Linked DNA regions of Homo sapiens: region 1 is linked to region 2. The links are chromatin contacts, found by Hi-C in ENCODE. All regions are on one chromosome and are shown on one strand. Each heading gives the region's core, a stretch centred on a gene start or an enhancer-like site at or near the end of the contact. The rest is flanking DNA. Distances are from core to core; before and after follow the strand shown.

What was found. Hi-C counts contacts between places; a loop is a spot of excess contacts on that map. Pooled maps may share reads with other maps.
Region 1: a loop to region 2 is called in a map with no recorded cell type, with 5 times the contacts of the local background. The contact joins two enhancer-like sites. A Hi-C loop is called at or near these places in 4 of 37 single-sample maps with no recorded cell type and 8 of 50 pooled maps.

Annotation. Positions count from the first base shown.
Region 1 is chr9:125,630,536-125,635,344 of GRCh38, forward strand. The region is part of intron 4 of MAPKAP1 (MAPK associated protein 1); the gene reads right to left. Among named protein-coding and RNA genes, the nearest start is that of MAPKAP1, 74 kb to the right of the region's middle. Within about 2 kb of position 2,201, at least 7 of the 41 ENCODE cell types and tissues checked have a DNase peak (open chromatin) inside an H3K27ac peak, as active enhancers do.
Region 2 is chr9:125,327,173-125,331,545 of GRCh38, forward strand. GAPVD1 (GTPase activating protein and VPS9 domains 1) reads left to right here. Exons shown (of 28, transcript NM_001282680.3): 13 at 2,906-3,046. Among named protein-coding and RNA genes, the nearest start is that of GAPVD1, 68 kb to the left of the region's middle. Within about 2 kb of position 2,024, at least 4 of the 41 ENCODE cell types and tissues checked have a DNase peak (open chromatin) inside an H3K27ac peak, as active enhancers do.

The DNA of each region.
Region 1 (4,809 bases), core at 951-3,450, 300 kb after region 2:
TTATTATTTTACAGATGAGGAAATCTTTGGCCCAAAGCAGTGCAGCAGCCCTGGTATGTCAATGCAAGTCTAGGGAGTTAGGACACAAACAGCCAACACTGAACCCTTAATCATGGAAAGATGATTAACACCTCTGCTATGGTTTGGATGTTTGTCCTCTTCAAACCTTATGTTGAAATCTGATCCCAAATGTTGGAAATGGGGCCTAATGGGAGGTGTTTGGATCATGGAGGCAGATCCCTCATGAATAAATTAATACCTTCCCTGAGAAGTGAGTTCTTACTCTATTAGTTCCAGAGACAGCTGCTTATTAAAAAGAGGTTGGGTTGATCACTTGAGCCCAGGAGTTTGAGACCAGCCTGGGCAACAAACAAAGGGAGACGCCATCTCTACAAAAAATAATTTTTAAAAATTAGCTGGGCATGGTGGCATGCACCTGTGGTCCCAGCTACCTGAGAGGCTGAGGCAGAAGGACTGCTTGAGCCCAAGAGTCTGAAGCTGCAGCAAGCTGTCATCACACCACTGCACTCCAGCCTAGGTGATACAGTGAGATCCTGTCTCAAAAAAAAAAAAAAAGCCTGATACCTCCCCGTGTCCTTCTTCCTCTCTCACCATGTGATCTCTGCATTCCCCAGCTCCCCATCTGCCTTCCTTAATGAGTAAAAGCAGCCTGAGGCCCTCACCAGGTGCAGATGCCCAATCTCGAACTTTCCAGCCATCAGAATTGTGAACCATAAAAACCTTTTTGTTTTATAAACTACTCAGTCTCCAGCATTTTGTTATAGCAACATAAAATGAATGAAGACAACTGCCTTTGCTCTGTCCAGCCTGGCAGAGCCATGCAGAGCATCTTCTACCCAAGAACCCTTCTACTATTTTCAGGCAATGTTCACATCTTCTCTGGATGGATTCTGTAAAGCCCAACTCATATGCCCCACCCGGTTCCTAGTCTCTACCACCTCCTTGTGGCACTTGTCTGAATAGACACTTATAGTTGTAAATGTCTGTTGTACAGAACTTACTATACCTCACCACACTAAATTCCCTACTTTTGCTAACCACAGCCATGGTGATTTATTCAGACGTAAGGATGTCAGTTTCCTGCTCCAAATACAACTAGCAGGAGCAAATCAAAACTCTTCTTGATCAAGCCTCGTCTCTCACCTCCTCTGCTCTCAGCCTCCACATTCCAGTCATACCCTACTACTTTCATTGCCCAGAATTTACCAGCATCTCTCACCTCAGATGTTTACACCAGCACTTCACCTACCTAGAAGCCTCCTGCCTAACCTCCTCCCATCCTTCAAGGCTTGGCTTAGGGGTCATCTAAGGAGTCTTCCCTGATATTCTCCCATGCGAAGCCCAGGCCAGGTGTCCTTCCTCTAAGAAACTCACCATACTAGGCCAGGCGTGGTGGCTCATGTCTGTAATCCCAGCACTTTGCAAGGCCGAGGCGGGCAGATCCCTTGAGGTAAGGAGTTCAAGACCAGCCTGGCCAACATGGTGAAACTCCATCTCTACTAAAAATACAAAAAAATTAGCCAGGCATGGTGGCACATGCCTGTAGTCCCAGCTACCTGGGAGGCTGAGGCAGAAGAATCACTTGAACCCAGGAGGAAGAGCCTGCAGTGAGCTGAGATCACGCCACTGCACTCCAGCCTGGGTGACAGAGCAAGACTCCGTCTCAAAGAAAAAAAAAAAAGAAGAAACTCACCATACTAAACTTTTCCTCTCATAGCATTTATTATGCTATATTATAATTGTCTGACTTCCCTACAAGATTACACATACCATTAAATTAGGGACTATCTCATTCACTATTGTATCCTCAGCATTAGTCAAGTCCCTGGCACATACAGGCACTCAAGAAATATTTGAGAAATGAATGCATGAGTTTTCCTTCTAACTACCTGGCTCTGCTGAATCATACTGAGGTTACAATTAACCATGACCCTAAACCTTTTCTTTCATGTGCTACTTGGTTAAACCTCATCTTCCTCTTCCCCTTTTCCACTGCCACCCCCATACACAAATGACTGCATCTTATGACTTAAGTGCAAGTATCATTTTGGTGTGTCAAGACCACTTTAGTCCCTGACTTTGTCACTGCACATGCCTGCTATTCTTCCCAGCCTTCTGCCTTCCACAAGTGTCATCAGCCTATCATCAATGTTCTCATTCAGGTCCCTGACAGCAATGAACACACAAGAGACCTACAGCTTGCCACGAAAGATAGCTCTCCAGTTTGACATAAATCCATTAATCACCACTCTGTGCCTCGTCTCTCAGCCAGGTGCAAAGTCCACCTGACCACAATGTGACTGGAGAATATCTCCAGCTTGCGTGCAAGAATACTATGCAAAAATTGATGCTTTACTGAAATTCAGAACAAAGAATTTTAACCACAGCCCTCTATCTAGCTAACAACCCTATCCAAGAAAGAAATGGGCTTGTTCTGCCCTGCTTGGTTCTGAGGAAACCCATGGTGGCTCCTAGCAATCACTACTTCCCTTTTTTGAATTTACAAGCCCTTTAGCTCTGCTAAGTGAGCTGTTGTAAATGCAAGACCGCTCAATCCCAAAGCTGAAAAGAGAAGTCTATGAAGTGTGAGTTGCTGAAGGAGACTTCATGAAAGAAGTGAGATTTAAGGAAGATTTCAATGCACAGCGCCAACAGAGCTTGGTAGAGGACACAGGGAGAGTAGCCAAATCTAAGTGTGAGTAACAGGGACAGCAAGGCTGATTGTGGATAACAAAGACAGCAAGTCAGAAAGCCTGGCCCAAGTATCACCTGGGACAAACAGGGACTAATAAAAAGCAAGTTCTTCCTGCTGGGCTGCCTCCTTGAGCCAAAAGGTCAACCACAGCTGGGCTTCTGCCTGAATTCTTATTTTAAATATAATAGAACACATATTAGATTAAGCTGAGACAGAAAGTAATCCTTACATAAAAGACAGTTGTCAGAATGGCCAATCTAGTTTCTCCTAAGCACTTTCTGATGACGAATCCACCACCAGGATTATGTGTAATGGGCAATTTTGATGCAAAGTACTATTTTGCAACATTGTCCCATTTCTCTTCCAGAAAAATGCAGAGGTAATTATGTACTCATAGTCAGTGTAGCAAATCAGTTAAATTAAACCTGTATTTCATCTAATTCATATAGAATATGAATAACATAACTAACTTTTCTAATTTCATACTCTAGTACTCTCAAGTAAATAAAAGGGGAAAAAAAGTAAAGTTTCTCCCCTACAAATAGAATCTGTCACTTCCTAGGATGTGCACTTTTCAGCTCATGCATCCTAAATGCATGTGGAGATATTATATGCACTTTCTATTTAGCAATTTAATTATATCTTTGCATTCAAAGAGTGGCAATGGTTTGCAGTAATAATCAGGTGAAAGCATTCTGACATTAATATGCTGGAATCCGATGTGTTAATTTGATGCAACTTTGCCTTGACAATATGTGATTAATTTGTTCTCAGGCTAGCCTTGCTCCCAGCTCTGACAGTTTAAAATGCTGGGTTTCTTTATCCATATCGCTATTTGACACGCCTTAGCCCACTGCTTTGCTAAGACCACTGTTAATTTGTAATGAACTTGCTTTTCAGGGGGGCTCCTTCATTTTTAATTCTGTCAGTGTCACCTCCTTGAGGAAAATTACAAGTTTCCGTAGGTGTGATTACTGCCAAGTGCTGCTGATAAGAGGTTTGAGAAAACAAGGCTTTATAAAGAAGTCTGTATTTAATCTGCTGAAACAGATTTATTGCCTCCAGACAGATAAATATAATACAAAGTTCTCTTATTTAAAAGTCATCCCTAAGTTCTCCCTTACCACAACCTCCTCCTAAACAAAAACACAGTTGCATTTCTAGGACTCAATAATGAGTCACTCAGGGAAAAGAGGTGAACGTGTAATAAATTTAGCAATAACAGCAATTCTTGTCATCAAATTAGACTTGTGGGGGAGTCTCATAAAACACATGAATACATTTTTCACAAGGTTTGGGGGAGGAAAAAATCCCACTGAAACAATTATAGTTTCACTTCCCTTCCAACTAGCAAAAATTTTACACAGCTTAACGAACCCATTTTCTGTGGGCAAACTGAGTACTGGTGAAGTTAGGTATGGATTAAATTTCTCCTTGGCATATGATCCAGACAATGCTTGATAAAGGGTTAGAGGGGAGATGGAAAGTCAAAGTCTCAAAACATAATGCTTAATATAAAACAGTAGAATAACAGTAGGCAGCCTTTAAACTACTTTCACGAGCATCTTCTATTTAACCTTCAAAGTAACTGCATCAAGTAGGTGAGACTGTCCCCATTTTTTTCAGGTGAAGACTCTCAAAGAGTTCATGTGAAGGAATGACAACAAGGAAAGAACAGAAGCTGGGACAGTAATCCACACTTTTGATGGCTAGTCTTCTGCTTTTCTCCATCTCAATCTACTGGAAGGAAATGTCATCTCCTCTCCAGTTAGTCAACAAATAGAGCTAACCAGTCTCATGATGGACTCATTCTCTTGGGCACTAATCTTTACTCTTTTTCCACTTATTCGATGGCACGCTATTCTCCAGCAATGTCAGCCTTCCTACTGTGAAGCCTACTGTTCCCTTAAGGCCAGGTAGTCCTCAAGTCCTGCTAATCCTACCCTCTGATTTACCAGATGCTCTTAAACGTCTACACCAACAGTCAGAACTTAGAACAGACCCATTCACCTCAAACATCGTTTGTGGCACAAGCCCCTTTTCAGAAGATTAGAAACATTTCCCAATACTACAAATTAAATTAAAGCTCCTAG
Region 2 (4,373 bases), core at 774-3,273:
CTCAAGTGATCCTCCTGCCTTCTTTTTTTTTAATGTGAAGTTTATTCAGGTGCTATGTATATACACTAAAATTCGCTCCTTTTTGGATACTGTTTTATGAGTTCTGAAAGATATATAGTCTTGTAACCCTCATCTTCATTTTGTTTTTAAATCATGGAAAATTTATTGATATGTTTATTTTTCTTCAACTTTTATTTTAGGTTCAGGGGGTACATGTGCAGATTTGTTACATGGGAAATTGTTAGAGCAAATTGTATGTTGCTGGGGTTTGGTGTACAGATGATTTTGCCACCCAGGTAGTGAGCATAGTAACCAATAGGTTTTTTTTTGTTTTTGTTTTTTTAATTTAAGATAGAGTCTTACTCTGTCGCCCAGGCTGGAGTTGCAGTGGTGCGATCTCAGCTCACTGCAACCTCTGCCTCCCTGGTTTAAGTGATTCTCCTGCCTCAGCCTCCCGAGTAGCTGGGACTGCAGGTGCCCACCACCACACCCAGATAATTTTTGTATTTTTAGTAGAGACGGGGTTTCACCATATTGGCCAGGCTGGTCTCGAACTCCTGACCTCAAGTGATCCATCCGCCTCGGCCTCCCAAAGTGCTGGGATTACAGTCATGAGCCATTGCTCCCGGCCTAAATCATGGAACATTTTAAACAAATACAAGAGATGGTGGTATCATGAACCCAGTGTACCCATCACTCAGTTTCAGGAGTTAGACCCACATGGCCAGCTTTCTTTCATCTGTTCTCCTATCCACTACCCTCTTCTCTCCCCTCATTATGTTTAGGCAAGTTCCAGACATTATTTTATTTCTAATTATTTTATGATATAGCTTTAAAAGGTAACTTTTATTAGTAACTTTTTTTCTAATTTTTTTTCATGCCCTGAAGTAGAATTATTCTTTTATTAGGTTTAATCCAAAGTAGTGAAGCCTTTTGAACTTCAGTGTTTTTAACACAGACGTATAATAATGTTTAATACTTTCGATTTGTATTTTTAAGTAGTGCAAATAGATTTCTTTTTTTTTTTTTTTTTAAATTTATTTTTTTATTGATAATTCTTGGGTGTTTCTCACAGAGGGGGATTTGGCAGGGTCATGGGACAATAGTGGAGGGAAGGTCAGCAGATAAACAAGTGAACAAAGGTCTCTGGTTTTCCTAGGCAGAGGACCCTGCGGCCTTCCGCAGTGTTTGTGTCCCTGATTACTTGAGATTAGGGAGTGGTGATGACTCTTAAGGAGCATGCTGCCTTCAAGCATCTGTTTAACAAAGCACATCTTGCACTGCCCTTAATCCATTTAACCCTGAGTGGACACAGCACATGTTTCAGAGAGCACAGGGTTGGGGGTAAGGTCACAGATCAACAGGATCCCAAGGCAGAAGAATTTTTCTTAGTGCAGAACAAAATGAAAAGTCTCCCATGTCTACTTCTTTCTACACAGACAGGGCAACCATCCGATTTCTCAATCTTTTCCCCACCTTTCCCGCCTTTCTATTCCACAAAGCCGCCATTGTCATCCTGGCCCGTTCTCAATGAGCTGTTGGGCACACCTCCCAGACGGGGTGGTGGCCGGGCAGAGGGGCTCCTCACTTCCCAGTAGGGGCGGCCGGGCAGAGGCGCCCCTCACCTCCCGGACGAGGCGGCTGGCCGGGCAGGGGGCTGACCCCCCCCCCACCTCCCTCCCGGACGGGGCGGCTGGCCGGGCAGGGGGGCTCACCTCGGGAGGCCGAGGCTGGCGGATCACTCGCGGTTAGGGGCTGGAGACCGCCCGGCCAACACAGTGAAACCCCGTCTCCACCAAAACCAGTCAGGCGTGGCGGCGCGTGCCTGCAGTCGCAGGCACTCGGCAGGCTGAGGCAGGAGAATCAGGCAGGGAGGTTGCAGTGAGCCAAGATGGCAGCAGTACAGTCCAGCTTCGGCTCCGCATGAGAGGGAGACCGTGGGGAGAGGGAGAGGGAGAGGGAGAGGTGTAAATAGATTTCTTAATTGGTTTTACATTACTTTGTTCCAGATGCCAAAGTGGTATTGTTCTTGGCAGTTAGCTGTATTTGCGCAATAAGCTGTATTTGCAGTTGAGTGAGTGCTATGAAGATGTGTATTTTCCTGTGAATGTATCTTATTGCCCTGAATAGTGACTAATATGCTGGAAGAAAAAATATTTGGCCAGCATAACATTCTGTGGTTAAACTCTCAGTGTTTTTAATCTTTGTAGGGCTATAAATTTTAGAACGATATTAAGGACCCCTGTAAAATTTGCTGAGAAATCAAAGCTAAAGCTGTTGAAATTACTTGACTTAATGATGTGTGTTTTCTCTATGGAGAGTCAAAGGTGAACTGGAGGAAACTGGTGAAAAGGGTATTGTGCCATTGTGACCAAAGTAGGAACTTGTGTTTTTAGTGGTGTGCTTGATTGAAGTTATTCTTACTTTGGCCTCTTTCTTGTAGGTAGAGAGGAATTTGGTGGTTTTTTTTTTTTTTTTGAGACAAAGTCCCAAAATGACACGGCCATTTTTATTTTTGAGACAGGGTCTCACTCACATTGACCAGGTTGGAGGGCAATGGCATGACCTCGGCTCACTGCAGTCTCTGCACCCCCTGCAACCTCTGCCTCCCGGGTTCTTGTGCCTCAGCTTCCCAAGTAGCTGAGACTACCGGTGCACGCCACCATACCTGGCTAATTTTTGTATTTTCAGTAGAGACGGGGTTTCGCCATGTTGGCCAGGCTGGTGTTGAACTCCTGGCCTCAAGTGATCTGCCTGCCTCAGCCTCCCAAAGTGCTGGGATTACAGGTGTGAGCCACCGCGCCCAGCCAGGAGATTTTGTTAGCTAGTGTTTGGCTTTTCTCCACTATCACTGCACTTTCCTCCAGGATCTTTGTTAACCCTTTGCTTCCCACTGGTTATACAGGTGCTGCAGCAGAGAACATGTTAGGCAGTTTGCTGTGCCTCCCAGGTTCAGGGTCAGTGCTTCTTGACCCCTGCACTGGTTCTACCATATCAGAGACAACAAGTGAAGCTTGGAGTGTAGAGGTATTGCCAAGTGACTCAGGTTAGTATGCTGTCATTGTTTGCTTTTTCATTTATACAGAAGTTTTAATTAAATGCAAGGTATCCCAACTCTGTATTATGTATATTTTGTCAAATACACTTTTTTTTTTTTTTTAATGGAGATGGAGTCTTGCTCTTTTACCCAGGCTGGAGTGCTGTGGCGCGATCCCAACTTACTGCAACCTCTGCCTCCTGGGTTCAAGCAGTCTTCTCGCCTCAGCCTCCTGAGTAGCTGGGATTACAGACATGCCCCACCATGCCGGGTAATTTTTGTATTTTTAGAGAAACAGGGTTTCACCATGTTGGCCAGGCTGGTCTTGAACTACTGACCTCAGGTGATCTGCCCACCTTGGCCTCCCGAAGTGCTGGAATTACAGGCATGAGCCATCATGCCCAGCCAGTTATACATTTGACAAAGATGAGGTGATCACATTGCTAAGAATGTCAAATGGAAAATTAGTTTAGGGCATTTTCTGTCCATTAAGGGAAAATGCTCTGTTAGATAGCATAGACTGTGATGGCAGGTGCTTTCAGACTCTGTGTTGAGTTATTTTGAAAGCAATTTTCTGTGATTATCAGAGTCCGTGTGAATCATTGAATTTAGTATCTTCCACAAACTCATGACAGGATAAGAGTAGCAACACAGTTCAAACTGAGTGCTTGCTTGGTAAACACATTTAGATTTATCACAGGGGAGAACTTGACTCTCTAAAACATGCTTAATGTGTTTTTGAAATACGTTGAAATTGAGATTCTGTAATCCTGAGGATTTTTTTTTTGTGCAGGTTATTATAAATGTATATAAAGTGTTTTGTACTTTGTCTTTTCATATGCATTGCATTTTTTTCTGATTATGAAGACGCATCTTTGCTTTCAACTAAATGTCAACTACCAGAATGTAAATATAAGTAACTGTGTATCTGCATTACATTCTGTTGATTTACTTGGTTCAAGAATTATTAAGTGATCCTGATATGTGTTTTATAATTTTTTTTTTTTTTGAGATGGAGTCTCACTCTGTCACCCAGGCTGGAGTGCAGTGGTGCAATCACGGCTCAGTGCAATCTCTGCCTCCTGGGTTCAAGTGATTCTTTTGCCTCAGCCTCCCAAGTAGCTGGGATTACAGGCACCTGCCACCACGCCTAGCTAGTTTTTGTATTTTTAGTAGAGATGGGATTTCACCGTGTTGGGCATGCTGGTCTCGAACTCCTGACCTCAGGTGATCTGCCGGCCTCGACCTCCCAAAGTGCTGGGATTACAGGTGTGAGCTACCACGGCTGGCCTGTTTTATAATGTTAAAGCATTCAGATATGCTAGCCTTGTTTGAA